4 separate regions of the Homo sapiens genome follow, and regions 1, 2 and 3 are each linked to region 4. Evidence: chromatin loops called from intact Hi-C (ENCODE). Cell type or tissue: GM12878. All regions are shown on one strand.

Evidence for each region. Peaks named below come from ENCODE experiments on the same cell type or tissue, not always from the same donor. Only the 100,000 strongest peaks of a DNase experiment are listed, where the experiment ranks them.
Region 1: it touches region 4 in a loop (4-fold over the local background); 6 of 110 quality-filtered maps call a loop at or near these places.
Region 2: a loop joins it to region 4, with 2.8 times the contacts of the local background. A loop is called at or near these places in 2 of 110 quality-filtered maps.
Region 3: it touches region 4 in a loop (2.7-fold over the local background); 3 of 110 quality-filtered maps call a loop at or near these places.

What each region holds. Positions count from the first base shown.
Region 1 is chr16:60,200,405-60,208,404 of GRCh38, forward strand. No RefSeq gene overlaps it. Among named protein-coding and RNA genes, the nearest start is that of LINC02141, 350 kb to the left of the region's middle. In GM12878, a CTCF peak has its summit at 3,353 (motif pointing left); no DNase peak of the experiment used is centred here.
Region 2 is chr16:59,180,101-59,188,100 of GRCh38, forward strand. No RefSeq gene overlaps it. Among named protein-coding and RNA genes, the nearest start is that of GOT2, 450 kb to the left of the region's middle. In GM12878, no CTCF peak of the experiment used is centred here; no DNase peak of the experiment used is centred here.
Region 3 is chr16:59,251,877-59,259,876 of GRCh38, forward strand. No RefSeq gene overlaps it. Among named protein-coding and RNA genes, the nearest start is that of GOT2, 520 kb to the left of the region's middle. In GM12878, no CTCF peak of the experiment used is centred here; no DNase peak of the experiment used is centred here.
Region 4 is chr16:58,839,095-58,847,094 of GRCh38, forward strand. The region is part of intron 2 of LOC107984867 (a long non-coding RNA gene); the gene reads left to right. Among named protein-coding and RNA genes, the nearest start is that of GOT2, 110 kb to the left of the region's middle. In GM12878, no CTCF peak of the experiment used is centred here; a DNase peak (open chromatin) is centred at 4,877.

The DNA.
Region 1 (8,000 bases), 1.4 Mb after region 4:
GCTTTCAGGTTTTCTCTATGTGGAGGCTGCCTTTCCCTGGGGCCATCTGCACGTATTATTATTTTAGAGAGTTTAGAGAGACAGTTAACAACCACCTGACCATCACCTGATGGTCACCTGATATTCCTGGATCCGGGGGGATGAGGGTGGAGACCTCTCCTGCCCTGTTTATGTCTGACTAGGTGAGGTGAAAGGAAAATACTTTGGGCCCCGAAAATTACTAAGCTAAAAGTAAGATCCAAGCTGGAAACTACTCAGGGCAAACCTGCCACCCATTCTGTTCAAAGTCATCCCTCTGCTTACTGAGAAATGGATACATGTTCTGTGTCAGGCCTCTGAGCCCAAGCTAAGCCATCATATCCTCTGTGACCTGCACATATACATCCAGATGGCCTGAAGTAACTGAAGAATCACAAAAGAAGTGAAAATGGCCTGTTCCTGTCTTAACTGATGACATTACATTGTGAAATTCCTTCTCCTGGCTCATCCTGCCTCTAAAGCTCCCCCACTGAGCACCTTGTGTCCCCTCGCCCCTGACCACCAGAGAACTACCCCCTTTGACTGTAATTTTCCATTACCTACCCAAATCCTATAAAACGGCCCCACCCCTATCTCCCTTCGCTGACTCTCTTTTCGGACTCAGCCCACCTGCACCCAGGTGAAGTAAACAGCCTTCTTGCTCACACAAAACCTGTTTGGTGGTCTCTTCACACGGACGTGAGTGAAATTCTGATTGCCTCCTTTGGAAAGACTTAGCAGAGACTCAAACAATGCAACTATTTTTCTCTCACCTACCTGTGACCTGGAAGCCCCTCCCTGCTTTGAGTTGTCTCCGCCTTTCTGTACTGAACCAACATACTTCTTACATGTATTGATTGATGTATCATGTGTCCCTAAAATGAATAAAACCTAGCTGTGCCCCAACTGCCTTGGGCACATGTCATCAGGACCTCCTGAGGCAGTGTCACAGGTGCACGTCCTTAACTCTGACAAATAAACCTCCTAAAATAATTGAGACTTGTCTCATCATTTGTCTCAATTGACACTTCCTACTGTAACAGTTTTGGTCACTGATTAAGACTGAGTTTGCAGATGTACATGCCTGTAAATGTAACTCTTAGCTGCCTTGATAAGAAGGATGGTGTAAAAAGATTGCCAGACGGTCCTGAGCAAAGGAGTCAGTAATTGTGTGTGTGGCAGCGGGTCGGGGTGGGGAATCTGATGTGCTGATTCTACAGCATGGTTATGAATCTTAAAAAACCAGGTTTCGTCTTGCCGGGCATGGTGGCTCATGCCCGTAATCCCAGCACTTTGGGAGGCTGAGGCGGGTGGATCACCTGAGGTAGGAAGTTCGCGACCAGCCTGACCAATATGGAGAAACCCTATCTCTACTAAAAATACAAAATTAGCCGGGCATGGTGGTGCATGCCTGTAATCCCAGCTACTCGGGAGGCTGAAGAAGGAGAATCGCTTGATCCCGGCAGGCAGAGATGGCGGTGAGCCAAGATCGCGCCACTGCACTCCAGCCTGGGCAACAATGGTGAAACTCCGTCTCAAAAAAAAAAAAAAAAAAAAGACAAAGAAAAAGCAGGTTTCATAACTATATCACTGTAACTTCCACAACTAGATGGGAAGCCAAAATCTGCATATTTACTTTCCTTTTTCTTTTTTTTCCCCAAGGGAATCTATCTTAATATCTAGGATAGTTAATTTTCTTCCTTTACAAAATAACACACAAATAACCTGCTCCATTTCAAATCTGGAATACTGTGAGAGTTTTTAAAAATCATTTTTAGTTTTTACTATCAAGCTTTTGATGTTAAAATATGTATGATTATAAAGCCTCAAGTAAGAATTAACTTTAAAGCCATAAGTAATTAATTCATTCAAGTTACCAGCCTTGAGTAGCACCCAAAATTGTAGCATTTCTTTCCTAATAAACCATATTTACAGTAAACTCTGAGTTCCTTTGGCAGAAACAAATGTGTGGCTGGAGATAATCTGTTCTAGCTAGTAATGATTAAAAATCTAAATACATAACTGTCTTTTAAACAGTCTTTATCCAAACTGCAGTTTGTGCCTCAAATTCAGAGATCCATGGTATAATATCATAATCTATTCCCCTAGATCAATATCTTGTAAATCACGAACCTGATTCTGAGTATAATATATTCAATTGAGTAGTGAGCATGGCATGGCATACCTATGAAACCTGGGGATAATGATTAGTTATCAGAAACTACACACTAATCTATTATATCTGACCAGAAGTTTGACTGAATGTATATTAAAATTGTCAGTGGCGTGTGAACCAGAGCAACTCCATCTTAAATAGGAGCTGGGTAAAATGAGGCTGAAGCCTACTGGGCTGCATTCCCAGACAGTTAAGGCATTCTAAGTCACAGGATGAGATAGGAGGTCAGCACAAAATACAGGTCACAAAGACCTTGCTGATAAAACAGCTTGCAGCAAAGGAGCCAGCCAAAACCCACTCAAACCAAAATGGCAATGACAGTGACCTCTGGTCGTCCTCACTGCTACACTCCCATCAGCGCCATGGCAATTTCCAAATGCCATGGCAACCTTAGGAAGTTACCCTATGTGGTCTAAAAAAGGGAGGCATGAATAATCCACCCCTTGTTTAGCATATAATCAAGAAATAACCATAAAAATGGGCAACCAGCAGCCCTCGGGGCTGCTCTGTCTATGGAATAGCCATTCTTTTATTCCTTTACTTTCTTAATAAACTTGCTTTCCCTTCGCACTGCGGGCTTCCATGAATTCTTTCTTGCATGAGACTCAAGAACCCTCTCTTGGAGTCTGGATCGGGACCCCTTTCCTATAACAATATGACTTCAGCAGAGTTTGGCTCAAAGTTGTTTTGAGATTTATGAAATGAATGCTATAAGGACAATAATGAGTTTAAATAAATCAATACTAAACTCGTGTCATTTACTTTATTAATACTGGTCCTCCAGAAACATAAACTCTGCCATTTTAGGTATTCATGTTTGTGTTCTTCGTTGAATTTGCTTGTTGTCATTTGTTTGTTCTAATGGATACTATTTACTATAGGGAGGAGGAAAAAAACAAATTACCTCCCTATGCGAAGCTGTCAGAATGGTGAGAAATTCATTCTAGCTTGTTGAGTTTTGAACAGAAATTAAACTACTGTTTTTCACCTTTGAAGTTAGTGCACTAAAGGAGGGTTGTGATGTTAGTAATGATTGTATGTGAGCTTTCTAGCTGTCCGTTTTGGGGATTATTATAAATTTTCACAGTGGATTGATTATAAGAAAGTTGGGGATTTGAGGGGTTTGTTTTTTGTTTTTGGCAGTAGTACACCAGAGAGCCACCTGCTGGCTTCCATGAAGAAACACATCTTTGATATCTGTGATTGGAAGAAAAAAGAAAAGGGAGGGAAAAAATAAAAAACAAAAAACAGTAACACCAATAAGCAAATCGTTTGAAGAGAATTGACTATTTGGAGGAAGGATATGTGACTCCAACATCTACATTTATTGCTGACATTTGTATTTTACATGGTTTTTCATATCCCTGTTAAAGGAATTGTTTTTAAAAAGTGATTTAGAGGGCCTTTTTTCTCTCGGAAGTCCCCTCTCTCTCACTAGAGAGAGAGCTGTTTTCCTTTCTCCTTTCTCTTTCTTTTGCCTATTAAACCTCTGCTCCTAAAAACATAAAAAATAAATAAAAATAAGTAATTTAGATTCATTAAATGTAGCAACAAACACCATCATGGTGTTGAAAAGTGTTTTCATTTTCATTATCTTATGGAAGTGAGTGTTATTCATATTTTATAGTTGGGGAAGGGCAGCTAGAAACTGAGGCCAACTGCTTTTCAGTTGAACAAGGACCTATGCCATGCATACAGCAGAGCCAGGACTTCTGATTCAACAGCAGCTGTCCTTTTCATCTTATTCAGAAATCTCATGCATCATTCTTCTTTGTATTACAATTTCTAAACTGCCTTTCACCATGTATTCACACTGCATGGTTACTAACATCATCGTTGTGAGTCATTATGATGATAAATTAAGATTGCCTTGTTAAATCCAGAAGCATGAACTGAAAGGGGGGATTGGTTTAGATATTATTTGAAGAGTAAGGGTGCCCTTTTATTCTATTTTAAATGCTAAATACCACTAGATTTAATTTCTAGTTGGAATAGCCTTACTAATTTTTAACCAAGTAAGATTTTTGTTATTATTCAAATGTAGGCGATTTGGTTTAATCCCATTCTTAGTCCCATGGGAGTTGAGGTTTTGTTGTCTTCTGTTGTCATTAGGCCAGTCAAAATACTAAATATTTCACTTGCATAATCTTTTTTTTTTTCTTTTTTTGAGATGGGAGTTTTGCTCTTGTCAGCCAGGCTGGAGTGCAATAGCCCAGTCTCGGCTCACTGCAACCTCTGCCTCCTGGTTCAAGCAATTCTCCTGCCTCAGCCTCTCAGCCTCCTGAGTAGCTGGAATTACAGGTGTGCACCACCACGCTTGGCTAATTTTTTTGTATTATTAGTAGAGACTGAGTTTCACCATGTTGGCCAGGCTGGTCTTGAACTCTTGACCTCAGGTGATCTGCCCGCCTCGGCCTCCCAAAGTGCTGGGATTGCAGGCATGAGCCACAGCGCACAGCTCACTTGCATAATCTTTTTACCTGCTATCAATTATTGGTAACTTTACATTTAATTGCCTAGTCAGCCTGCTCTCTTTTCTACTACTTGCATTGTTTTCTATTTCAAATGAAAACTACAGGAACTCTGCAGTCTAGGAATTTAAACTTGTAAATACAAGAAACAGTGATATGGCTTGCTTGGTCTTCCCAGCTCTCATTCACTAGTTGGATGTCATTGGAAAAGTTACTTAACCACCCTGAAGCATACCCTCTTCATCAGCAAGCATTAGGTTAATGATATCCACCATGAAATTAACAGAGAAGGTATTTAGGAATTTTCCATTCCATATAGGCTTTAAAGTGATTTTGTATATAAAAATGTTTTGTTTAAAAATATTTTATTTCACTCAACATTCATTAAGTACCTATTTTCCCATTCTATATTTTGAAACAATGCCCTTTTATTTATTTCAGCATTTGTAGGAAATATGATCAAGTCACGGATTTGAGAACTGGAGTACTGTAAAGATTGGGCTGTTCCAATTTATGTGACAGTCCATAATTTGATGAGTTCCCTAACCAATGTGATTCTGTTGTTTTGTCATGTTCAGGGACGGAAACTTAGTTATACTGGGAATCTGAATCATGACTTCTGAAGAACTACTATTTATAGAATACCTATTATATATGAGAAACTGTCATATTTAATGTCACTCTCATAATTGGAATATTCTTTTCCCTTTAAATAATTTTTCATTATATTTAGAATAAAACCCAAATTCCTATCTCTGGCTCCTTAGGCCGTTAATGATTGTGCCGCCATTCAGCTCTCCAAACTCCAAACGTATTGCTTTTTCCTGGTGCCATTGGCCTTTTCTCCTTTTCTCTCCTTGGTGAAGTCCCCACTAACTCAGGACCTTATTCACGTTTTCCTCTGTTTTGTATGCCTCCTCCAGCTCTTTGTTTGCTTAACTGTGTTCCCCCAAGTTACTTCCCCAGGAAGATTCTGCCATTCTAAGTATTCCAATCTTGCCCTTTACCCTTTGATATAATCTTTTATTGCATCTCTTACTTCACAAAAGTTATCATAATTTGAAATTGGGCATCTGGCTGTTTATATCAGCACTCCTTGGCTTCTTCCCAAATTCCAAAAGGCAGAGATGTTGACTGTTTCTTTATGAACAGGCAGCCCATCCAAGCACACTTTGTTAATAAACATATAGCCCTTCCTAGCAGTGTGCTTGGTCCGTAAAAGTCAATCAATGTATATGTGCACATTATGAGAATTAACTTTTTAAGGGCAGATTTACTATTCTCATTTTACAGAGGGGGAAACTTGAAGGTATCAAGTAGCAAATGTTAGACACCTAGTCATTAGCCAATCCCTTTTTGAACCAGTCTACCCCACTACAAGCCTTTCTATCAGTCTCTCACACCCTAAATGTACTCACAGATTTTCAGAAAGACATTTCTTTGGAGAAGGATTCCATCATTAATCCCCGGATTACATGCAGCAAACAGGAAAGGTGAGAGACTGATTTTGGAGAACAAATCTACACCTTAGAGGAAGGCCTCTGCTGTCTGACAGTTCCCAGAATATCAGGCCCACACTGGAGTCTGGTGCTGAGAAACCCTAAAGAGGACAGAGAAACTTGCTTCACTCCTCTGGGGAAAGAAGGGCTGATGATCATTAACACTTAAAAGCTGAGGCTGGTCCTGACGTTGCTAGCTCCACAGCAGGGAACCTTTAATATAAAGCACTGCCTTCATTAGCAATGCAGAGAATAAGCTCTGCAGATCTTTCTCAAGATTGAAAAGGGAAAATACTCTTTGGAAAAAATACTTTTTGGAAATCTTTTTTTTTTTTCTTTAGTGGCATAGTTCAACAGTCCCCTGGGCACTCATCAGTCTAATCACACTTCATGGGTCCTCATGCATGAAGAAATGCGTCCCAAAATTGGTGCTACAGTTGCCTAGGAATCTGATAAAATAAAAACATAAATACATAGATTCTAACTTCATAAAGCAGATCTATTAAAGCTTAATCCCTGTAGTAGGCCTGGTAACCTGCATTTCCCCAAATATTCTTAAAGTGATTCTCAAACTTTAAACCAATACCTAGACACTAGTCTGCTCCTTCATCCTTCTGTAGAGATTGTAGCTTAGTCAAAAGCCATTTTCTATGTCTGCACTGAATAGCTATCAATCTGTCTCACAGTTTCACAGAAGATTAAAATGAGCCCCAATTACTGCACACATTAAATAATAAAGGAATTGATTCTTCTGCCCTGCCACTACTAATATGTCCTATTCACATGAGGAAGAGTTTCTGCATCCAAATAGACTGACTATGTTTTCTCTAGCACCTATGTGAGCATTTAACACTTGATTTTAAATGTGTGCAAATGGATATTTTGAAGGCTTTCCCTTATTCTTATCAGATAATTGTAATAGGTCACCAGACCATCATGTGAACTTTTTCTTCTTTAAGTTCCCAAAAGTATCCAGTTGGCTAATCTAAATGTTCATTCATTCATCCATTCATATCATCAGCTTGCCTAAGTGCCTAGTAACAAGCACCCCAAATATCTCAAGGGCTGAATTTGTGTCTTCTACATTGCTGAATCCCTAGGAATTAAAATTATCCAAGAAACGAACTCTCATACAAAAGAAGACAAAAATATGTCAACAATTGGTTAAGTTCTATGACAGAAGTATATATAAAAGACAATGGTGAGACCACCTAAGCACATAGGAGATTCTCAATAAACAATGGCTGAATGAATAAGCATAGGAAAATAGAAGGTAGAGTAATTTCTTAGCCAGTAGAATGGAATTAAGTTAAAACCAAACCAGACAGTGAGAACACCTTGTACAAAGACCAATAAGTATTGCAGAGGATTCCTAGTCAGGTTTCTAAATAATGTCTGGGCATGGTTGGAAAGCAGAAGATACGACTTTTGCAGACATTCACTTTCCCCCTTTTCCACCATATTTGGATTTCTATTGCTTCTCTGTTCTTCCACCTGATTCAGGACTCAGATGATCAAATGTCTGTTCTGTGATGAGGGGCGTGCTCCACGCTGGACAATTGGCCCTACCATCTTCTCTAGACGGAAATGACCAGTTACATTTATAACTGGCATCCACAAAGACTTGTCAAGTGTTTTAAGACTGTTTATGGGCTTATTAAAGACAAATTCTAGTAGTGGAAACTACACTGCTTCTGGTTTGCATCTGGCGATGACACTTAACATGCTGTTTTCCTAAAGAAAATACTGAAACTCTATAAGCCTCAGTTGCTTCATTTGTAAGATGTGCATAATAAGACTTCACAGAGTGGTTAGCAATGGAGTGAATGGCATGCA
Region 2 (8,000 bases), 340 kb after region 4:
TACAGAGTACTCACACATGGCTTATTAAATGAACACATAGTGAAGTGGTTAAAGATTTGATCTTCAGAGTCTAATGTCTTTGTCTTCAGTACTTGGCTCTACCACTTGTCAGTTTTGTGAACTTGGGCAAGTTATTTCACTTTTTTGAGTTTCAAGGCTTTCATCTCTAAAGTAAAGAAATGAATCAATGTATCCTGTAGGGGCTCCACAAGCATTCAATAAGATTATGTATGACAAGTGCTGGTTTGTAGTAAATGCTTAGTAAATATTTGCTAAACCACACAGAGTACTGCAACTCACCTTGAAATTCCCTGGACTATGTGTTTACTTTATTGGGCCATTAGAGCTACTTCAGTGGCATAATTCATGAAGCCTGAGTCTGATGTGTTTGGTCAGCAGCAGAATTTAGTGTCTTGTCTTTAGTTAAATATTCATGTATAATTTTCTGGAATAATAGAATTTTAACATAGTTATTACAAAATAACTGTTAATAACCATGTTATTACAAAAATAAAATGAAAAAATATATTTAACAATTATGTATTGAGCCCCTATTATGTGTTAGACAATATTTAGTTACTGAAGATATCACCAGTAGAGCTTTTAAAAACAGAACTTGCTAGACTCTGCTCCCAGAATTTCTGATTTCATGGGTCTGGAGTGAGGGCCTAGAATTTGCATTTTTTAAAAATTATTTTTTTGTGGCAAAAATATTATTTATTTATTTATTTCCAATTTTTTATTTTAGGTTCAAGGGGTACATGTGTGGGTTTGTTACATGGGTAAATTGTGTGTCTCAGGGGTTTGGTGTACAGATTGTTTCATCACCCAGGTAATAAGCATAGTACCCAGTAGGTAGTATTTTGGTCCTCACCCTCCTCGCCTACCCTCCACCCTTGGGTAGGCCCCAGTGTCTATTGTTCCCTTCTTAGTGTTCATGTGTACTCAATGTTTAGCTCCTACTTATAAGTGAGAATATGTGGTATTTGGTTTTCTGTTCCTGTGTTAATTTGCTTAGGATAATGGCCTCAGTAGCAACCATGTTGTGGCAAAGGACATGATTTCATCTTTCTATGGTGCCATAGTCTTTCATGGTGTATATGTGCCACATTTTCTTCATCTAGTCTACCATTGATGGGCATCTAGGTAGATTCCACGTCTTTGCTATTGTTAATAAAGCTGCATGCATGTGTCTTTTGGTGCATGGTCTCTGTACATAATTCCGTATTTCTCAGAAGTTTTGTCCATTCCTTTTTGATCTTTTTTCTTTGATTTTGCCTGACTGAGCTGATTCTAAGAATTGATCTTTGAGCTCTGAGATTCTTTCCTCAGCTTGATCTAGTCTACTGTTAATACTTCTGATTGCATTACAAAATTTTTGTAATGAGTTTTTCAGTTTTACCAGATCAGTTTGGTTCTTTCTTAAGATAGCTATTTTGTCTTTGAGCTCCTATATCATTTTATTGAAATCCTTAGATTCCTTGGATTGAGTTTCAACTTTCTCCTAAATCTTGATGATCTTTGTTGCCATCCATATGCTGAATTCAGTGTCTGACATTTTAGCTGTTTCAGTCTGGCTAAGAACCATTGCTGGGGAGCTAGTGTGATTGTTTGGAGGTAAGAAAAATGCTGGCTTTTTGAGGTGTCAGAATTCTTGCACTGTTTTTTTTTTTGTTTTCTTTTGTTTTATTTTTATCTCTGTGGGCTGATGTTCCTTTTATCTTTGAAGTTGCTGTCTTTTGGCTTTTATGTTTTTTAATGCCCTTATGATTTTGACTGCAGTATAAGTTGGGTTTAGTCAACTAACTTCACTTCTGGATGGGGGTCAAGCGTTGCCTTAGCACTCCTGGGCTGTGTGCTCTAACCTTGAGGGGCTGGAACCAGGCCCATGGCTTTGTTCTCTGGCTCCTAGAGGTTAAGTACCTGCTGTGCTGAAGTGTTCCCAGTCTGCCAGCAACAACACTCTGATGACAGGTGCTGGCAGAGGCTCTTCGTTGGGGTGGTGGCAGTGGGATGTGCACTTGCATGTGCACGCTGGTGGTGGTGGGGCACTAGTGCAGTGGTTGTCCATGTGCACGCACATGCTGGTGGCAACGGGGTGGCTGAATGATGGCGTGATGTGGTCCGTATGCTCATGTATGCTGGTGGGGCTGGGCAGTGGTTGCACGGTCTGCGTGCATGCCTGTGCCAGTGGCAGTAGGGTGGTGAGGTCCACACATGTGCACTGTTGGTGGTGGGGTGGCTAGGTTTATGCATGCATGTGCAGCAGCAGTGTGGTAGGGGAGGCTACAGGCAAGTATGCACTGGCAAAATGGAGCAGGGAGGCTGCATGCAGGTGCATGTCGGCAGGGGCTCTTCTGCAGAAGCTCTCTGATGGTTAGACAGTATCTACTGGTGAAGGAGCTATGGCATTGACTACTGGGAAGTGCCCTGGTTGAGCATCTGAGGCTGTGTTGTGAGTGGGTGAGGCCAGGCAGAGACCCTGGGAAAGGCCATCAGACAGTAGGGTGCTCAGATCAAACTGGCCCCATCCCTCTAGCAGGATAGCTCTGTTATGTCCAGGTTCAACAGTCAACAAAGACCAAAGACACTTGGCTTATGCCTGTAATCCCAGCACTTTGGGAGGCCGAGGCGAGAGGATCACCTGAGGTCACAAGTTCAAGACCAGCCTGACAAACATGGTGAACTCCCATCTGTACTAAAAAATACAAAAAATTGGCGGGGCATGGTGGTGGGCACCTGTAATCCCAGTTACTTGGGAGGCTGAGGCAGGAGAATTGCTTGAACCTGGGAGGTGGAGGTTGTGATGAGCCAAGATTGCACCATTGCACTCCAGCCTGGGCAACAAGAGTGAAACTCCGTCTCAAAAAAGAAAAGAAAAGAAAAGTGTGGTGAACTTTGGGGGATGGGTGTCCCAGGCCATGCTCCATTGCAGGTATTCCTGAGCCAAACCCTCTGGGCTCTGCACAGGGTAAAGTCCTGTCACTGCCAACTCTCCAAGCATTTCTTGCTGCCAGCTCAAATGTCTGTAGGGGTCATGGGGTCTCCTTCAGCTAGGATTCTGGAGGTCTATGGTGAGAGTGAGCCACTCTACATCTATTTAACTCAGTACTTTCTTAGGAGCTGCTTGGGGCCAGGAATGAGTGCTGGTGCTCAGCCATGCAGGTTTCCCAGCTTCCTCCCACTTCAGCCCAGGGTCTGCGTGCTCTCTTTGTCCACTCTCGGTGCCTTCCTTCTGAAGATCTGCTCGGAGTGTGCTGGTCTTCTTGATGGTCTGGTCTCTTGGTGGCATAAGCCCTTCTTAGCTGCATCTAGTCGGCCATCTTGGCTCTTCTTGTTTAGAATTTGCATCTTACAAGTTCCCAGGAGAAGCTAATTGCCCCAAGGTTACTCCTTTGATAACCACTAGTCTAGGTGACCTATAATTTTCCTCCTATTCTCTCAGTGCAAATGCTTTTGTGCACAAGAGCTCTCATTCATTGCACTGGAACTGTATTAGGTATTACAGCCGCAATAGTGAAAAATGCAGACAAAAATTCCTGCCCTCTTCACTTTGACATCTCGGTACTTACAATGGATAACATACAAAAAGGACTTATTATGTGTCAGGAAACTTCCAAAGCATTTTATAAATATTACTCCACTTAAGCTTTTAAAAGACCCTGTGATGGAGATACTATTATTATCGCCATTTTACAAATAGGGAACTTTAAACTCAAAAAGGCTAAGCAATGTGTCCATACTCTTATTGTGACATGTGACAGAGCTGAGAATTTAACTCAAACGGATTTGTTCCAGAGCCCTGCTCTTAGGCTAACATTCTACATGAATGACTATTAGGTAGTGATAGTTTTAGTCTGTTCAGGCTGCCATAAACTGTGTGGCTTAAAAACAATAGAAATTTATTGCTCACAAGTCTACAGGCTGAAAAGTCAAGGTCAAGGGGCTAGCAGATATGGTGTTGGAAGAGGGCCTGCTTCCTGTTCATGTCTTTTCACTGTGTCCTCACATGGTGGAAGGGTGAGGGAGCTCTTCAGGGTCTCTTTCATAAGGCCACTAATGCTGCTTGTGAGGGTTCCACTCTCATGACCTGATCACCTTCCAGAGGCCCCATTTCCTAATACCATCATGTCGGAGCTTAAGATTTCAATATATGCATTTTGGGAAACACAAACATTCAATCTATAGTATTCCACTCTTGTACCCCCCAAATTCATGGTCTTATCACATAAAAATACATTCATTACATCCCAACAGCCTCCAAAGTCTTAACTTGTTCCAGCAACAACTCTAAAGTCTAAAATCCAAATGCTCACCTAAATATCATCTAAATCAAGTATGGATGAGACTCAAGGTATGATTTATTCTGAGGCAAATTGCCCTCCAGCTGTGAACCCATGAAGCCAATAAAGTTATGTGCTTCCAAAGTACAATAATGAGATGGGCATAAGCTAGACAATTTCATCCCAAAAGGGAGAAATAGAAAAGAAGGAGTAACAGATCACATGGAGTTTGTCTTGTAGTCCAAATTACAATCATGTGGAAATTGTCTTGTAGTTTGGACATGTGATCTTAAGGCTCAAGAATAATTCTCCTTTTCTTAGCTTTTACTGTGAGGGCAAGAAAAAAAAAAGAATAATTCTCTTTGGCTTAATGCTTTGACCTGAAGGCCCACTGGGTTAGTGATGTCACCTCCCATGGCTCCATGGGAAGGTCCTACAGTGCCTCTGTCTGGGCCCTGCTCTGGTTGTGGCTGTCTCCTGGGCCCCTACTCCTGTAGTTTCTTAGGAAGAGGTCACTATTCTATGGCTTCAGGTGGCTGTGTCTTTTGAAACCTAGGTGGAGGCATCTATGCCCTCTGGCCTGTGCACTGTGTGCACCAGCACTATGCAGACACTGCCAAAGATTGAATTTGCTGCTTGTGCCCTCGGAGGGGCTGCCACTGTAGCTTGCACCACACTGTGGCCTGCTGAAGCTGCCCCTGGGACAACTGAGGAGCACAGCACCAGAGTATGGGCAGTGGTGCTCCTGATGTTAGGCAGTGCTGAGCCAGCATATGCCAGGGTCCTACAGGTGATGGCAGCCCCTCCTTTGAAACTACTGTGGCCCTTGAGCCCTCACACTCTGGGTCTATGATGGGAGTGGCAGCTCTGGTGGTCTCTGAATTGTCTTCAGAGTTATTTTCCTATTGTCTTGGAGAATTGTTTCTGGCTTTTATTGAGATGGCTAATCCAAATGAATCTCATTATCAACACTTGGCCACATCCTTATCATTCTCATTTTTTGCAATATGGATAGACTGGAATATTTTTCATTCTTTTAGTTCTGATTCATTTTTGCATAATAATTTAGTCTAAGTGATTTCTCTTTTCTCACTTTTTGCTATATATATATTCATGAGGAACCAAGCCATACCTTCAACACTTTGCTGAGAAATAGCTTCAGCTAAATACCTTCTACAAAATACTAGGACATAAAGACAAGGTCTTTGCTACTTTATAAAAAGGATCACCTTTTCTCCAGTTTCCAATAGTGTGTTCCTAGTTTCTGTGCAAGATTTAATTACCATGGGCTTTACTGTCTATTTCCTTTTTTTTTTTTTTTTTTTTTTGAGACGGAGTCTCACTCTGTCCCCCAGGCTGGAGTGCAGTGGCGCTATCTCGGCTCACTGCAAGCTCCACCTCCCGGATTCACACCATTCTCCTGCCTCAGCCTCCCGAGTAACTGGGACTACAGGCGCCTGCCACCTCGCCCGGCTAATTTTTTGTATTTTTAGTAGAGATGGGGTTTCACCGTGTTAGCCGGGATGGTCTCGATCTCCTGACCTTGTGATCCGCCTGTCTTGGCCTCCCATAGTGCTGGGATTACAGGCGTGAGCCACCGCCCCTGGCCTTTACTGTCTATTTCTATCAACATTCTGTTCATGATTACTTAGATATTCTTTTAAGAAGATTGAGGTTTTCTTCATAGGTCTCCTCTTTTCTTCCTAAGCTGTCATTGGAATATCCTTTAATGGTCTGTTCAAGGCAATGCAAGGCAATGTAGGCTTTTTCTAGCTTGCACCTCCAAATTCTTCCAGCCTCTACCCATTACCCAGTTCCATAGTCACTTCCACATTTTAGGTATTTGTTACAGCAGCACCCCCACTTCTCAGCACCAATTTCTCTCTTAATCAGTTCAGGCTGCTGTAACAAAATGTCATACAATGGCTGGCTTTTAAATAGCAGAATTTTATTTCTCATTGTTTTGGACACCATAAGTCCAAGGTGAGGGTGACGACATATTGAGTTCTGGTGAGGCTTCTCTTCTGGATTGCAGACTTCTGACTTTTTGCCATTGTTCTCACATAGTGGAAAAGTGAGGTAGCTCTCTGGAATTTATTTTAGAAGGGCACTAATCCCATTCATAAGAGCGCCACTCTCATAAGTTAGTCACCCACGAAGGACCCACTTCCTAATACCATCACACTGGAGTTAGAATTTCAACATATAAATTTGGGGAGTGTGAGACACAAACATTCAGTCTATAGCAGTGAAAATACAGCTGAAAGGCAAATGGCAGACAGCAGAACAAATTTTTGCTTAATTGATGGTGGTCATCATAAATTTGATACCAAAGAGTAAGTTAGAATAAAGAATTGAAAGAAAAAAAAAACAACCTTATAATCAACACAGCTAGGGAGTACTTGGGTTTTTTAAAAAGTTGAAAGCTGTAAACATCTAGGTCCTTTCTTCAATGCCCCTGAAATACAGTTAAAATTACAATAATGTTATTTTTTAAGTGTAGAAAAGCTCTCCAGAAAGTACTAAGTGGTATGGGAGAGTGGAGGGGGGCATTAAGGTAACTGCTCCAGGCATCAATTTGCATTTGAGAAAGAGTCTTCCATAAGTAATTATCTTTTTAAGACTTCATTTCTGCTAGGTTTACATCATCTGTCTTGTGATGGGAAAAAGCCTCCAAGGTACAAAGATTGGATTTAGCCTGTCCTGCCATTTAGCTTGCCTTGGAGTCTCCATCTTTTAGCTAGCATTTCTATCCAAAGCCTATTAGTTATCAATATGAATCATATATAAATACACAGAAAAATGCCTGGGGCAGCGTATATGCCTGATATAAGTCTATCTTTTTTTTTCCCCCTTTGGAGATGGAGTCTTGCTCTGTTGGCCAGGCTGGAGTGCAGTGGCATGATCTTGGCTCACTGCAACCTCTGTCTCCTGGGTTCAAATGATTCTCCTGCCTCAGCCTCCTGAGTAGCTGAGACTACAGGTGCACACCATCACACCTGGCTAATTTTTTGTATTTTAGTAGAGGCAGGGTTTCACCATGTTGTCCAAGCTGGTCTCGAACTCCTGAGCTCAGGCAATCTGCTCACCTCAGTGTCCCAAAGTGTTAGGATTACAGGCATGAGCCACCACTTCCGGCAAGTCTATCTTTTATTTTAAATTTTAGGTAAAAACACCTATTACTGAAAAATAAGAAATGTGAATTTTATGATAGTTTCACCTTCAACCCCTTAATGAAATTATATTCTTTCTACATTTCTTGATGATCTAAGTCATCCCTCCATTTTTAACGTCATGCTCAAGGCCTGCTTAATCATGGAAAACAACTCTGACAAATTCAGGCCCACATACAGTTTTCTCTCTGAACACTTTTAGTATGATTGGCTAGGTTCCTTAACAATCAAATAGGCAAGTCTAAGGGAGGGAAAATAGTTTGAAAGCGTGGATGAATGTGAATATAAAGTAGACTTCTCAGGCTTAGTTCTTATCAAGGAATCAAGACAAATGTGTGCAAGGTTTTTAAAAAGACTACTTGGTTTGGTTACACATGTGTGGCTTGGAGGCAGGTTGGAGGCCACAAAGACAGCACGTATAAAGATGGCCTCAGGAATTAAGCAGAGACGATGATAGGAATTCAAGCTGTAATTCAACTCAAAGACAGGAAAAGAACCAAAGGCTTCAGAAAATCAAGTGATGTAGGGAATGTGAAGGCAAGTT
Region 3 (8,000 bases), 410 kb after region 4:
CACTTTGGCCGCCTGATTAAATAGGTGAGGAACTAAAGTTTGATCAGACATTAAGAGATTATGTCCCTTTTTAAGGCCTTATCAAAGATTTAGTATGTTTTTCTAAATGAACTAGGAAGCCACCCTTTGAAGCATCTACTCAGAGATGGAGTGTTACCTATCAAGCAGTAGAAGGAAGTGGCAATGCAAAGATTTAAAAAAATGTAAAGTCCACTTTGGGAGGTTGAGATGGGAGGATCACTTGAGCCCATGAGTTTGAGACCAGCCTGGGCAACACAGGGATACCTTGTCTCTCTACATAAAATTTAGAAATTATCTAGGCATGGTGGCATGTGCCCATGTTCCCTGCTACTTGGGAGGCTGAGGTTGGAGGATCACTTGAACCCAGGAGGTCAAGGCTGCAGTGAACCACGATCACATCACTGCACTGTAGCCTGGGTGACAGAGCAAGACCCTGTCTTAAAAAACAAAAAAACAAAAAGACAAAACAAACAAAGGTCCAAGGGAAGTAAAAATGTAGCAATAGCAGAAAGATTGTGGATAGTTATGAAGTATAGACAGCCTCAGCCTCCCAAAGTGCTGCGATTACAGACATGAGCCACTGTGCCTGGCCTGAGAAAGAACTTTAAAAAGACACAAGAGGGAGCAGGGAGACTGGTCAATTGGCTGCTCTACTGATTGGGGTAAGAGGTGATTAGGATTCAAATAGCATAGGGGCAAAGATGCGGAGACCCATAGTAAGGCTTCTCTTATTTGATAGTACATAAAATCCTCAGTTTAAGTCAGTGAGTTGCCAGTCCTTGAAAAATGGGGTTCCAGTCCTCCCAACGGTGCCTGTATTCCACTTTCCAAGCCCAGCCTGCTGCTGACTTAATATTTCCAAGTTTCTGTGTAAACGCTTGCTCCTCTAAGTGTGGTCTGCAGACCAGCAACATTGACATGATGTTTAACTTGTGAGCTGATCAACAGCAGACCAACTTATCAGAAATGCATACTCTTAGGTCCCATTCCAGACCTACTGAATCAGAATCTGAAGTGTAACACAATCCTCAGGTGAACCATATGCACATTAAAGCTTGAGAAGCCCTGGAAAAGCCACTCAAATTAACTCAGGTGTCTTTACATATTATTGTTTGCAGCTTGTTGGCAATCAACAAATAAAAAAAACTCATCTCAGAAATACATAACTCTTTAGAAGAATCAGATCAATTGCAAAACAGTTAAAGTGTTAAAAGCCCTCAAAATGTTGATTATGAAATATGGGTAATGTAAGTAGCAGAACAAACTGCATGGCTCTGTAATTATCAGTTTTACTGAGAAAAGAGCAGCTTTTTTTTTATGTCTCATTTTTATTTTCGAGTTGTCCAGTTGATTTTCTGGTGTATACACTATCAACAATCAGCTGCAAGAACATTCCCCTGAAGAGTGCTTTCTTTCAGGCCAGGAGTGGTGGCTCACACCTCTAATTCCAGCATTTTGGGAGGCTAAGGCAGGCAGATCACATGAGGTCAGAAGTTCGAGACCAGCCTGGCCAACATGGTGAAACACCATCTCTACTAAAAATACAAAAATTAGCCAGGCAGTGTGGTGGGCACCTGTAGTCCCAGCTACTCTGGAGGCCAAGGCAGGACAGTCATTTGAACGCAAGAGGCAGAGGTTGCAGTAAGCCAAGACCATGCCACTGCACTCCAGCCTGGGTGACAGAGTAAGACTCCATCTCAAAAAAAAAAAAAAAAGTGCTTTCTTTCATCACCATGATTCCTTAAGATCCAAATTAGCATGGTAACCCTAGAGCTGGTGGTCACATATTGTGATTTCCAAATGAAGAGCTGTCACACATAAATTTCTTGCCTGCCTAAAAGCTTTATTATTGGGCATAAGTATCTTGTTTGTCAATACCTGGATAATGTGTTCGCTGCTGTTTAGTTCTTTAATTGTGAGTAATTTCCCATTGTGGAATAACTAATTGGACCAATGCTTAAATTAATCAAAGGGTGCCATTTTTGATCAAAAGTTGCTGGCAATAGTAAACAAGACCATGCAGCATTAATACAAGGTTAAAAAGCTTTATTTTTAAATAGGGAAAATTAGAGTGCCTAGAAAAAACTCATTTACATATGGCCAATTGATTTACCAAAAGGGTCCTACTGTGATAAATGGTCCTGAATTAGTTAGATACATAGATCAGTTAGATCTTAGATATCAATCAATGAGATCAATTAGACAGAGATTAAATACATAGAATAAGAAGGAAACTAGTCCCTGAGTCCAAGAAAAAAGTTTAGGGAATCTGGAAGAAAGGGCACTTATAATAATGTTTTGTTTACATTAAAAAAGAAGTACTTTAATACTTTAGTGCTAAAGTTCTAAAGAAGCACTACTAAATTGCTAAACTGAACAGCATGTTGGAGTTTAGTCCTAAACTTGCCATTCTTCCTGTTTTCACTTTGTATTTTTCACTTACTGTTCTCAAATTGCTAAATCAATCTATGTAGATATACCTCTGTTTTGTTTCAGCTCAGATTTTAAGTTTTGTTGTCCAGTTATTCACTCTGGATCTTCCACATTGTGCTTACAAATAGCTCCTGAAGCACATCTTTTCCTTCTTGTTTTAATGTTGCTACACATCACCCTATCTAGCCTATATGGGACACCCAGCATTCTGACTAATCTTTCACATATGCGACCTTAATGTTAAGTCTCTTAGGACTGAGAGATACTCTGCACTGAAAGTTCAGCTGGAGCTTCAGAGTGTGAGAGTAGATGATTGTAGTGGAAATCTGTTGTAATTTTGTAGGAAATCTCCTTGTGGAATGAAACTTTCTGACTCTTTAAGTATGTACGTGGTAGATTGTATTATTATCCTAAATGTATTCTTTTTTCTAGGAACAAGAATTCTCACCCCTATCCATTGCCATGATGGTTTCTTTCAGTGGGAGAAGTGTTATTTAATATTTCCCTACTGCATTCTTAGGCTTTTCCCTATGACTTGCTTTGGTCAATATAATGTAAGCAGAAGTAGCATATATCAGTACGAGGCCGAAGCTTCAAGTCATTTACAAGCAAAAAAAACTCTTGCTCTTTATTCTCTACCTTGAATGTGGCATGTCCCAAATAGAGTGGTTCCTTCGGCCTAGACCCCAGAATGGAGAAGATACATGGCCAGAAACAGAGCCATAGTCTATCCACAGCTGATATCACAAATTTCACAAATGAGAAACATTTGTTGTTGTGAGCTTTGATTTTAAGGTCTTTGTTATTGCCGGATAATCAAGCAAAATCTGACTAATACAGGGCACTTTGAGTGAGGCTCATCCCAACACCAGTATGGGAGTCAACATACAACTCAATCTAGGTTAGCCAAGCATTGCAAATCTGTGGACACAACTACTTGCTTGGGAAATGGAAAATGGAACTTAAATCAAGTTGGCGGGATTTAATATTGGAACTTCTGTTGGTGTTATTTAAAATAGCCACTTGTTTTTATTCAAGAGTTACTGAAAAAATATTTTGTAAATGTAGAAATTACAGAGAACACCAAGAAGGGCAGCCTGTCTGAATGAGACGTTTACACAATAGAATTTAGAATTAATAGGTGAGTAAGCATGTCAAATTCCTGATGACATGATTATTCAAAAGTCCATCTGAAGCCTCTCCCAGAGCTTTTCACAGCAATTAAGTTCCTGACCAATAACATAAGAAATGTGTGTGTAATAAAATTTGGTTATATGAGGTACAGATTGTCAAATCGTAACTACTAGATGTGTGTGGATAATGTAATTTTTCCTAAAAGAAACTAATTAGGACAAAGAGTTTGTGTAGATAATACCAAATTCTGATTATCATAATAATCAGATTATTGAAGTTTATTTTTCCTTGATATTTAAAAATAATATAATGCAGAAGTTGTATAATAAGAGACAGGAAAAATACATACATGTTTTTCTTTGGATTAGCCTTATGTTGAAACTTACTCAGCTGCATAAAGATAAGTAATTTAAAGGTGGAATATGGCTGTGTCCAAAGTTGATCAAGGGAATCAATCCACATTTATACAAACAAACTGAAAATAAGGTATTACCGATATTGAGGATTTCTTTTTACTAGTATATATTCAGTTGTAAGAGTAACATGAATTATATAGTAAACTCTTTTTCGAAAATTTCAAAACCATTTAAAAAATATTTCAAAACAAATACCACACATTTTATTGATGAATGGCCTTAAGCTAATTCTATGAATAATTAGGCAAAAGTATTTTTCTTTCAGTATTATATAGGTAATTTAGTTAAAGTATAGTATATGAAGGAAGATGAAAAAAGTTAAAAATTTAAGTAACTTTCTATGTTGCCTTAATCTCCTCTTCTGATTCAATTAATTCTGGCCTAAATACTCTAGTTTTATTTTTTAAGCATGCACATTCCTGCAACCACAAATAGTTTGGTCTCAATTAATGTAATAGTCATGACCCACTTTGACTGGGATATCAAGATATCAGGGGGAAGGACAGTTTCTAAACTTTAATAATCTAGATAATTGCTTCAGCTCTCTTACTTTGCTGATGAATCTAGCCATAATTAACCAATTAAATCACATCAGTATTTCACTTTTTCCCTAACCATAGAATTTAGAGAGATGAAAGAGGGAGAAAGACTAGAGAATCTATCTAAACATGAATGTCATTCCATTATAGAACCTTATTAAATGCATTCAAATGTTTTAATTTCTAGCACTCTGTTGTTCATAATGAACTCTGCAGGGATTGAAAATGAATTTTTTATTCTGAGATTTTCGTCCCTTTTGAATTGCAGAGAGCATTCCTCTTGAATTTCCAGTAGATAAAATAAAACGTATTTTAATATCACATCAAGCCAGTCCCCTGGGGAGACAACTGTCAAAAATTCATAGTATCTTTAAATCACTTTAATTACATTTTGCTGAATGTAAAATAATATGTAAGAGACTGTTTGTTTAACTTTGTTGATGCCATAGTGTTTTTCCTACAGTTAAGTTATATGCTGTCCAAGTAAGATTGAGTCGTTTAATTAGGCTGAGGTTCATGGTGAATGGAGATATACAGTAAGAGATGGATTTCAAAAGGAAGATTCAGACCAGAATATAAAGCTCTTTGAAGGCCTGTGAAAAGTTTAAAATTCAGGGACAAATATCACATCTAAAAATAAAATAACTAAAATTCATGTAATTCTTACTAGTGCCAGATACATATTATGCACTTTAAATATCTTACCTCAGTTAATGTTCACAGTAGTTCTTTTAGGTAGTAACTGTTCTTATAATTGTCATCTTACAGCTATAGAAACTGAGGTTTAGAGAGTGTAAGGTCACACAACAAGTAATAAATTTAATTCATAGAGTCAGATATCAGTTCTTACTATACTTTCTATACTTTGTAAATGATAAAACTTGAATTTGTACTAAGACATTCTATAGTCCATGCTTCCTGGAGAAAGGGAATTAGAATAGCTTGTCTATTTGCATTCTAAAATTAGTGATGGCAGTCACACAGTTGGGTAAGGGGGAAAAAAGAATAATTACTTGAGTGTCAGGATTCTGAAGAACCAGTTGACTGAGTCTCACCTGAGACCAATTCTGGGATGGATTTGTGTCTAGGGAGATGTGAAGGCCTATAAAGGAGGAAGAACTACCATAACTAAACCTAATGGAACCCCACCCATCACCATGTCATCCAGGAATGGAAGCAACACCGCCAGTAAGTGTCCCATTGATGTAGGCCTCACCTCCTTTGCCTTTCAGAATTCCACATTGTCACCATATGAAAGGACATTTGCCACTTCTACTCTTCTAAACCCAATTTATCAATCTGCCAGTCCATTCCCAATGTCATCCCAGAAACTCATAGAACACTCCTCAGAACACTTGTCAAATGCTTTTCCTGCATCTATCGAGATGATCATTTGATTTATGTCTGTTATTTTATTAATATGGTATATTACATATTGAGATTTGAACGTCAAATCAACCTTATATTTCTGGATAAGCCCAACATGGCATAGTGTATAATCATTTTTATATGTCCCTGAATTCAGTTTGTGATTGTTAAGTATTTTTGTGGTTACGTTCATAAGAAATATGGATTTTCTTTTGATGTCATTGTTTGGCTTTAGAGAAAGCTAATATTATTTTCAAAGAATGAATTGGAAAAGTCCCCTTCCTCTCTATTTTCTGAAAGAATTTTTAAAGGATTGATATTTTCTTCCTTGAATAGTTCATAGAATTCACCAGTGAAATCTTCTGTGTAGGAAGATTTTAAATGACTAATTCATTTATATGTTATTGTCCAACTCGAATTGTCCAATTTCTTCTTTAGATAGTTTTGTAATCTCAGTTTTTTAAGAAATCTGTTCATACCATCTAAGTTGTCTAAGTTGTTGTCATAAAGTTGTTGATAATAGTTCCTCATAAATTTATAATTTATGTAGGGTCAGCAATGATATTCTTTCTTTCACTCCGAATTTGGCAATGTGAGCCTTCCCTCCTATTTGTTTGGTCAATTTAAGTAAGAGCATGTCAGTTCATCTTTTAAAAAGCAATTTTTGTTTTCATTTTTGTCTATTGTTTTTCAGTATTTCATTAGTTTTCACTGATATTTATTCTTCCTTTCTTTCCTTCCTTCCTTCCTTCCTTCTCTTTCTTTCTTTCTTTCTTTCTTTCTTTCTTTCTTTCTTTCTTTCTTTCTTTCTTTCTTTCTTTCTTTCTCTTTCTTTCTTTTCTTTCTTTCTTTCATCTTTCTTTCTTTGTCTCGCTCTGTCACCCAGGCTGGAGCGCAGTGGCGCGATCTCAGCTCACTTGCAAGCTCTGCCTCCCGGGTTCACGCCATTCTCCTGCCTCAGCCTCCCGAGTAGCTGGAACTACAGGCGCCCGCCACCTCGCCCGGCTAATTTTTTGTATTTTTAGTAGAGACGGGGTTTCACCGTGTTAGCCAGGATGGTCTCGATCTCCTGACCTCGTGATCTGCCCACCTCGGCCTCCCAAAGTACTGGGATTACAGGTGTGAGCCACTGCGCCTGGCCGATATTTATTATTTCTTTTATCTGCTTGCGTTGGGTTTAGTTGGCTTCTGTTCTTATTTCTTTTTTCTTAATTTTTTGAGATGGAGTCTCGCTCTATTGCTCAGGCTGGAATGCAGTGGCACGATGTTGGCTCACTGCAACCTCTGCCTCCCAGGTTCAAGTGATTCTCCGCCTTCATCCTTCCGAGTAGCTGGGATTACAGGCGTCCGCCACCATGCCCAGCTAATTTTTTTGTGTTTTTAGTAGAGACGAGGTTTCACCATGTTGGTCAGGGTGGTTTCCAACTCCTGACCTCAAGTGATCCGCCTGCCTCGGCCTCCCAAAGTGCTAAGATTACAGGCGTGAGTCACGGCGCCCAGTCACTTCTATTTTTTAAACTTCTCTTCCTAGGGTTAGCCTCTATGTCTGCAAAGTGACTAGTCAAAACATTGGTCGGAGGTTGTGTTCAAATACTTTCAACCAGCAAGGCTTCCACTTTCTGAGGATGGATTTCCAGACTCAGGAATACATTAAAAACTTCAGGCCATGTTAAAGTCTGGTCAGACTTTTACTTTCTGCTGAGATTTTCTGCATCTCTTTGCATGTGCACACAGTGTCTGCTAACCAGCAACGTACATGTGGATTAAACCCTCTCCCGTCTCTGCTGCACATGTGCACATCCTTGCATCAATCTGGGTTGTGTGACGAGTTTATCAAGCTTATCTCAGCTTATTTCCCTAAGTCCATTTATTACTCCAAACAGGACCACAATCTCAGGCTAGCGGGAGCACTATCTCCCTATTTGCTTGCCTCTAAGATTTTCTCTTTAAACTGAAGTTTTTAAACTCCAAATCAAGTGAACACCCTCTAGTAGCAGAAGCAAAGCTGTGGTTTTTGTGGTTCTGCCTTGCCTAGTTGAACTAGTGCTGTCACAGAGCTGGAGAGTGTGTGTTGGAGGGCGGGGCTTGT
Region 4 (8,000 bases):
GAAAATTTTCTCCCATGTTGTAGGTTGCCTGTTCACTCTGATGGTAGTTTCTTTTGCTGTGCAGAAGCTCTTTAGTTTAATTAGATCCCATTTGTCAATTTTGGCTTTTGTCATGCTGCTATAAAGACACATGCACACGTATGTTTATTGCGGCACTATTCACAATAGCAAAGACTTGGAACCAACCCAAACGTCCAACAATGATAGACTGGATTAAGAAAATGTGGCACATATACACCATGGAATACTATGCAGCCATAAAAAATGATGAGTTCATGTCCTTTGTAGGGACATGGATGAAATTGGAAACCATCATTCTCAGTAAACTATCGCAAGAACAAAAAACCAAACACCGCATATTCTCACTCATAGGTGGGAATTGAACAATGAGATCACATGGACACAGGAAGGGGAATATCACACTCTGGGGACTGTGGTGGGGTCGGGGGAGGGGGGAGGGATAGCATTGGGAGATATACCTAATGCTAGATGACACGTTAGTGGGTGCAGCGCACCAGCATGGCACATGTATACATATGTAACTAACCTGCACAATGTGCACATGTACCCTAAAACTTAGAGTATAATAAAAAAAAAAAAATTAAAAAAAAAAAAAAAAAGTAATTTGGAATTTCCAATCTGAGAAAGCAGCAGTGCAGACTTTTAGCTTTTTCTCCTTTTTTTCCCCCCAGCATATTCAGCAGGAAGGGCCACAGGTCTGGAGGTGGCTTTGGGACTCCTTCCTTTGCTCTAAGTTTTCAGGAGTATCAGGAATTGCTGCTAACTGTTGTTGAGAAATCATTTTAAGGATCATACAAAATCCTGGTAATAATTGAAAGGAATTCAAAGCTATTTATACTGGGGCCTTATCCCAGGTTCTGCCCAAGTTGCTCTAGGTGGAAGATGAATGTGGATCCCTTTATTCCTTTTACTTTTAGCCAAATGAGTTAGAATCAAAACCTTTTCTTATATGTTAGGTGGCATTCAAGGAGGTGTACTCTTTCCCATCCTGAACATGGGGTCAAAATAATGTAGAATTTGTGATATTGGTGTGGGGCCAGTTAGAAAAATTATGTTATTAGACAAAAACTATCCTACCTCATGTCGTAATTCTGTTTATGTTAAAAATAAAGAGGCTGGGCACAGTGGCTTAGGCCTGTAATCCCAGCACTTTTGGAGGCTGATGTGGGTGGATCACTTGAGGCCAGGAGTTTGAGACAAGCCTGGCCAACATAGCAAAACCTCATCACTACTAAAAACACAAACAATTAGCTGAGCATGGTGGTGCATGCTTGTAATCCCAGCTACTCAGGAGGCTGAGGCATGAGAATCGCTTGAATCCGGGAGGCAGAGCTTGTAGTGAGCCGAGATTGCACCACTGCACTCCAGCCTGGGCGACAGAGGGAGACTCTGTCTCAAAACAAACAGAAACAAACAAAGCAAACAAACTACCCTTCCTATTCTGTGTGTGTTGGTATGCTTGCATGCAAGCTCACTGTGTGTTATGTGACCTGTCATGGAGATGCCTAAAGAAGTTGTGTTTAAGGGATAATGAATTTCATCTCATAATTTTTTTTTATTATACTTTAAGTTTTGGGGTACATGTGTACAACGTGCAGGTTTGTTACATATGTATACATGTGCCATGTTGGTGTGCTGCACCCACTAACTTGTCATTTAATATTAGGTATATCTCCTAATGCTGTCCCTCCACCCTACCCCCACCCCACAACAGTCCCCAGAGTGTGATGTTCCCCTTCCTGTGTCTATGTGTTCTCATTGTTCAATTCCCACCTGTGAATGAGAACATGCGGTCTTTGGTTTTTTGTCCTTGTGATAGTTTGCTCAGAATGATGGTTTCCAGCTTCATCCATGTCCCTCCAAAGGACATGAACTCAAATCATTTTTTACGGCTGCATAGTATTCCATGGTGTATATGTGCCACATTTTCTTAATCCAGTCTATCATTGTTGGACATTTTGGTTGGTTCCAAGTCTTTGCTATTGTGAATAGTGCCACAATAAACATATTTGTGCATGTGTCTTTATAGCAGCATGATTTATAATCCTTTGGGTATATACCTAGTAATGGGATGGCTGGGTCAAATGGTATTTCTAGTTCTAGATCCCTGAGGAATCGCCACATTGACTTCCACAATGGTTGAACTAGTTTCCAGTCCCACCAACAGTGTAAAAGTGTTCCTATTTCTCCACATCCTCTCCAGCACCTGTTGTTTCCTGACTTTTTAATGATTGCCATTCTAACTGGTGTGAGATGGTATGTCATTGTGGTTTTGATTTGCATTTCTCTGATGGCCAGTGATGATGAGCATTTTTTCATGTGTCTTTTGGCTGCATAAATGTCTTCTTTTCAGAAACGTCTGTTCATATTTTTCGCCCACTTTTTGATGGGGTTGTTTGTTTTTTTCTTGTAAATTTGTTTGAGTTCATTGTAGATGCTGGATATTAGCCCTTTGTCAGATGAGTAGATTGCAAAAATTTTCTCCCATTCTGTAGGTTTCCTGTTCACTCTGATGGTAGTTTCTTTTGCTGTGCAGAAGCTCTTTAGTTTAATTAGATCCCACTTGTCAATTTTGGCTTTTGTTGCCATTGCTTTTGGTGTTTTAAGACATGAAGTCCTTGCCCATGCCTATGTCCTGAATGGTAATGGCTAGGTTTTCTTCTAGGGTTTTTATGGTTTTAGGTCTAACATTTAAGTCTTTAATCCATCTTGAATTAATTTTTGTATAAGGTGTAAGGAAGGGATCCAGTTTCAGCTTTCTACATATGGCTAGCCAGTTTTCCCAGCACCATTTATTAAATAGGGAATCCTTTCCCCATTGCTTGTTTTTGTCAGGTTTGTCAAAGATCAGATGGTTGCAGATGTGTGATATTATTTCTGAGGGTTCTGTTCTGTTCCATTGGTCTATATCTCTGTTTTGGTACCAATTAAAACATTTTTTGACCATTTAAAACATTTTTAATTTTTAATTTTTTAGAGATGGGGTCTTGCTATATTGCCCAGGCTGGTCCCGAATTCCTGGGCTCAAGTCATCCTCCCGCCTCAACCTCCCAAAGTGCTGGGATTATAGGCATGAGCTGCAGAGCCCGGCCAGTCTTAACCACTTTTAAGTGTATAGTTCAGTAGTGTTACATATATTCACATTGTTGTGCAACTGGTCTCCAGAACCTTCATCTTACAAAACTGCAACTGTATACCCATTAAACAACTTTCCACTTTCCACTCCTGGAAACCACCACTCTAGTTTCTGTTTCTATGAGTTTGACAACTCTAGGCATCTCATATTAGTGGAACCATACAATAAAGCTTTGTTTTAACTTTTCACCCTGAGCCTGGCTTAGACCAAGACTATGGCTAAAATAATTTTACTGCATATAGCTTAGAGCTGAATGAGCCATCCTGTAAGTTATAGCAGAAGACACAAGAGGTCAAGACTGTAGGTGAAAACTAAATGTGATGATCAGGTGGCCCATAGTAACCATGCCTTAGATGTGCTATTAACATCTTCTTGAATCTTTGACCTACGTTTGCAATAGGAAAAGGAGGTCTAGGATAAGCAGAAACTTCAGCTAGAAAGCTTGATGGCCTCACCCAACATCCATGCCCCTACCCCAAATGGAAGAGTTGGGCAGAAGCACTGGTCCCAGAGTGTGCAGAGTTAAGTACTTATTGAGTGCCTAGGGTACACTGGGTTCTTTTTCATATAAGCCATCTGCTTTTAATCCTCATGTTAATATTATAAAGTTGGTTATAATTGTACCTGTTTTATAGACAGGAAACTGGAACTAAGACAGTGACAGTCTTCTTCAGAATGCCAAAGTTAATCAATGACAGAGATGGTATTTGACCTTGATTTCATTCTACCCTTCTTTACTTTCTGTTATGCAGTGGTAGTGGGGGTAATATATTCATGATCCTTGTATCAGGGATGATCAAACTGAGTTAAGTTAGGCTAAGCAATTTTTAAAAAATTACACATTTAGCAGGTGATAGAAATAGGAGTTGAAATCAGGACATTATTAAAAATAAGCTGCAAGCCCTTCCAAGATTTGGGACTATCTTTACACAAAGGTTTGTGGAATTCTAGAAGTTAAAAAAGACATTAGTATGTGAGAAGTCTGCATGTGCAGGAATGATACTGGTGTGGTGACATACAGCAGTGCCTTCTTCAGAGGAAATGAAGGTCATGGGGATCATTTCATGGAAGCCCTTGAATAATCCACCTAAGAATGGGTTCTTAATTTGGTAGGTAATCAGAGGGTTTTGAAGAATCTTGATTGAAGGTGATCAGAGCTTGTGCTTTTAGAAAAATCAATGCATACATTAGAAGGTGAAGCAACTGAATGTAAGCATTCTCTCTGAACATTAAAATTGGAATGACTTTATTGCTTCTCTGTATTCCCTTGACCTTTTCCCAATATCATCTGGGAAACCTTGTGTTATTTAACATTTAATACAAGACTGTTTTTCCCAAAGGCATTTGAGTAGTAAGGCTGAGATCTCAAACTTTTGTATATATACAAAAGAAGACATTTTAATACTAAGTCGGTAAGTCAGAACAGAGAGTTTCAGTGATGAAGACTGAAATGTGAAATTCTACATGTTGTTTCTTAGTTGACTTTTAAATGGATGAAATGATAACTATGTTGCAATGAAGCTTATACAACACACACACACATACACACACACACACACACACACACACACACTTAGGATTCAGAATCATGGGCTATTTTCTTTTACTTTCTTAATATTCTTCTCAGTAACACTAGAGGTCACTCAGACCCTGTCTTTAATTCAGTTTTGCCACGATTCATCTTTATTTAAGCTACATCTGAATTCCTGTTGTGGACTTGTATTTCTCTTTATGAATTATACAGCTCGCCTCTCTTAACCTGCTAATGTTAGTTTGTAACATTCCCTATTACACTGATAGTTTAATTGACTAATTAACTTGTGCTAGTTTGCCAGATACTGGCACAAATGAGATTTTTCTTCATCTCTTCAATGGTGGATGTCAGCAACAGAGAGGCAGGTTGATTGGATGCAGAATGATTCTAATTTCAGAAAAATCAATGCGATAACCTTTGTGTTCAGACTGCATTTCTTCAAACATTTTATGTTCAGTTATATAAAATCAGCTTTAATTTTTGTTTTCAGTCTATTTTTAACTTTTTTGGTTAGTCGTCTGTAGACATACACTCAAAACATTAGTTTATTCTGTGTACTAATTATGTCATCTATATAGTTAACAATCTTTTATTAAATACATACTATATTCAAGAAACTGAGCCAGGCACTGAGAACACAGGGGTGAGTGACGGTAAAAATGACCCAATAGACTTTTGTTCACATTCCCCTAAACTCTAAAATGTTGCAAAGTTGAGAATTGACTTACTTGAGTTCTTGAAGTATAAATTTAGTAAACTCTAGGGAAAAGAGGTGACCATCTTCTTCCATTTCTTATAATTTTCTTTCTCTCTCCTTACTCCTTCCAGCAGGTACACTGGTGGGCACCTGTTCTTGGGTCTTCACATAGCTCGCACCTAAAAGACATCTGTAACTGATTTTTCCAGCCACCTGAACCTGTTGTGACTGCTAGGGTATTGGCCATCAAAGGACTCCCTCAAGCAGAACGTTTTCATACCATTTTCACAAAGTCCTTGATTGATAGAGTTTTATTATGAACATAAGGCTGTTTTCTCAATTGACCAAAAAAAGAGGCAATCTTTGCTTTTCCTTTAGTTTCCTTCGTGAAAATTCCTTGGGAATGTGAAAATCACAACATGGTCGAGAGCAGCAATTCTCAAATTTTAGTGTAATTCAGAATCAGGTGGAGGGCTTTTAAAGGCCCACATTTCTGGGCTGTATCCTCAGAGTTTCTCGCTCAGTAGTTCTGGAACGAAGTCTGAGAATGTGTATTTCTAATAATCTCCTGGGTAGTGCTGAAACTGTTAGTCCTGGGACCCTTGTTTATGAACCACTGGTCTGGAGGATAGAGCACCACACTTGGAGTTGGGAGACAGCTTCTAGGTTTAGTTTTGCCACAAACTAGGTAAAAATGAACAAGTGATCTATCCTTATGTGACATTAATATTTTATTCAAGTTTGCTTATAACTCCATTATGGTCATTTCAAAAAATTGCAACCTAACATTTATGAGAATTGTGTTTTTTTTTCTCATTTCTCCTCCTTATTTTACCCATTTCTTCTGGCTCTAATCTAATTTACTTGGAGTTCCCTGAAGATGCTATACTTTTCCTTGCTATTGTTTATGCTGTGCCCTAGAACCCTCTCTTCCCTTTGATTAACTTATGAACTCCTATTCATCCTTCATGTACCACTTTAACAGTCATAACTGAGAAGCTTTACTTAACTTGTCTCTACCTCCAACTCCTCTTTTTTTTTTTTTTTTTTTTTTTATTGATCATTCTTGGGTGTTTCTCGCAGAGGGGGATTTGGCAGGGTCATAGGACAATAGTGGAGGGAAGGTCAGCAGATAAACAAGTGAACAAAGGTCTCTGGTTTTCCTAGGCAGAGTGTTTGTGTCCCTGGGTACTTGAGATTAGGGAGTGGTGATGACTCTTAACGAGCATGCTGCTTTCAAGCATCTGTTTAACAAAGCACATCTTGCACCGCCCTTAATCCATTTAACCCTGAGTGGACACAGCACATGTTTCAGAGAGCACAGGGTTGGAGGTAAGGTCACAGATCAACAGGATCCCAAGGCAGAAGAATTTTTCTTAGTACAGAACAAAATGAAAAGTCTCCCACGTCTACTTCTTTCTACACAGACACAGCAACCATCCGATTTCTCAATCTTTTCCCCACCTTTCCCCCTTTTCTATTCCACAAAACCGCCACTGTCATCATGGCCCGTTTTCAATGAGCTGTTGGGTACACCTCCCAGACGGGGTGGTGGCCGGGCAGAGGGGCTCCTCACTTCCCAGTAGGGGCGGCCAGGCAGAGGCGCCCCTCACCTCCCGGACGGGGCGGCTGGCCGGGCGGGGGGCTGACCCCCCCACCTCCCTCCCGGACGGGGCAGCTGGCCGGGTGGGGGGCTGACCCCCCCACCTCCCTCCCGGACGGGCGGCTGGCCGGGCGGGAGGCTGACCCCCCACCTCCTTCCCGGACGGGGTGGCTGCCGGGCGGAGACGCTCCTCACTTCCCAGATGGGGTGGCAGCCGGGCGGAGGGGCTCCTCACTTCTCAGACGGGGCGGCTGCCGGGCGGAGGGTCTCCTCACTTCTCAGACGGGGCGGCCGGGCAGAGACTCTCCTCACCTCCCAGACGGGGTTGCGGCCGGGCCGAGGCGCTCCTCACATCCCAGATGGGGCGGCGGGGCTGAGGCGCTCCCCACATCTCAGACGATGGGCAGCCGGGCAGAGACGCTCCTCACTTCCTAGATGGGATGGCGACCAGGAAGAGGCGCTCCTCACTTCCTAGGTGGGATGGTGGCCGGGCAGAGAGGCTCCTCACTTTCCAGACTGGGCAGCCAGGCAGAGACGCTCCTCACTTCCCAGACGGGGTGGCGGCCGGGCAGAGGCTGCAATTTCGGGGCTTTGGGGGGCCAAGGCAGGCGGCTGGGAGGTGGAGGTTGTAGCGAGCCGAGATCACGCCACTGCACTCCAGCCTGGGCACCATTGAGCACTGAGTTAATGAGACTCTGTCTGCAATCCCGGCACCTTGGGAGGCCGAGGCTGGCGGATCACTCGCGGTTAGGAGCTGGAGACCAGCCCGGCCAACACAGCGAAACCCCGTCTCCACCAAAAAAAATACGAAAATCAGTCAGGTGTGGCGGCGCACGCCTGCAATCGCAGGCACTCGGCAGGCTGAGGCAGGAGAATCAGGCAGGGAGGTTGCAGTGAGCCGAGATGGCAGCAGCACAGTCCAGCTTCGGCTCCGCATGAGAGGGAGACCGTGGAGGGAGAGGCAGAGGGAGAGGAGGGAGAGGGGGAGGGGGAGAGGGAGAGGAGGGAG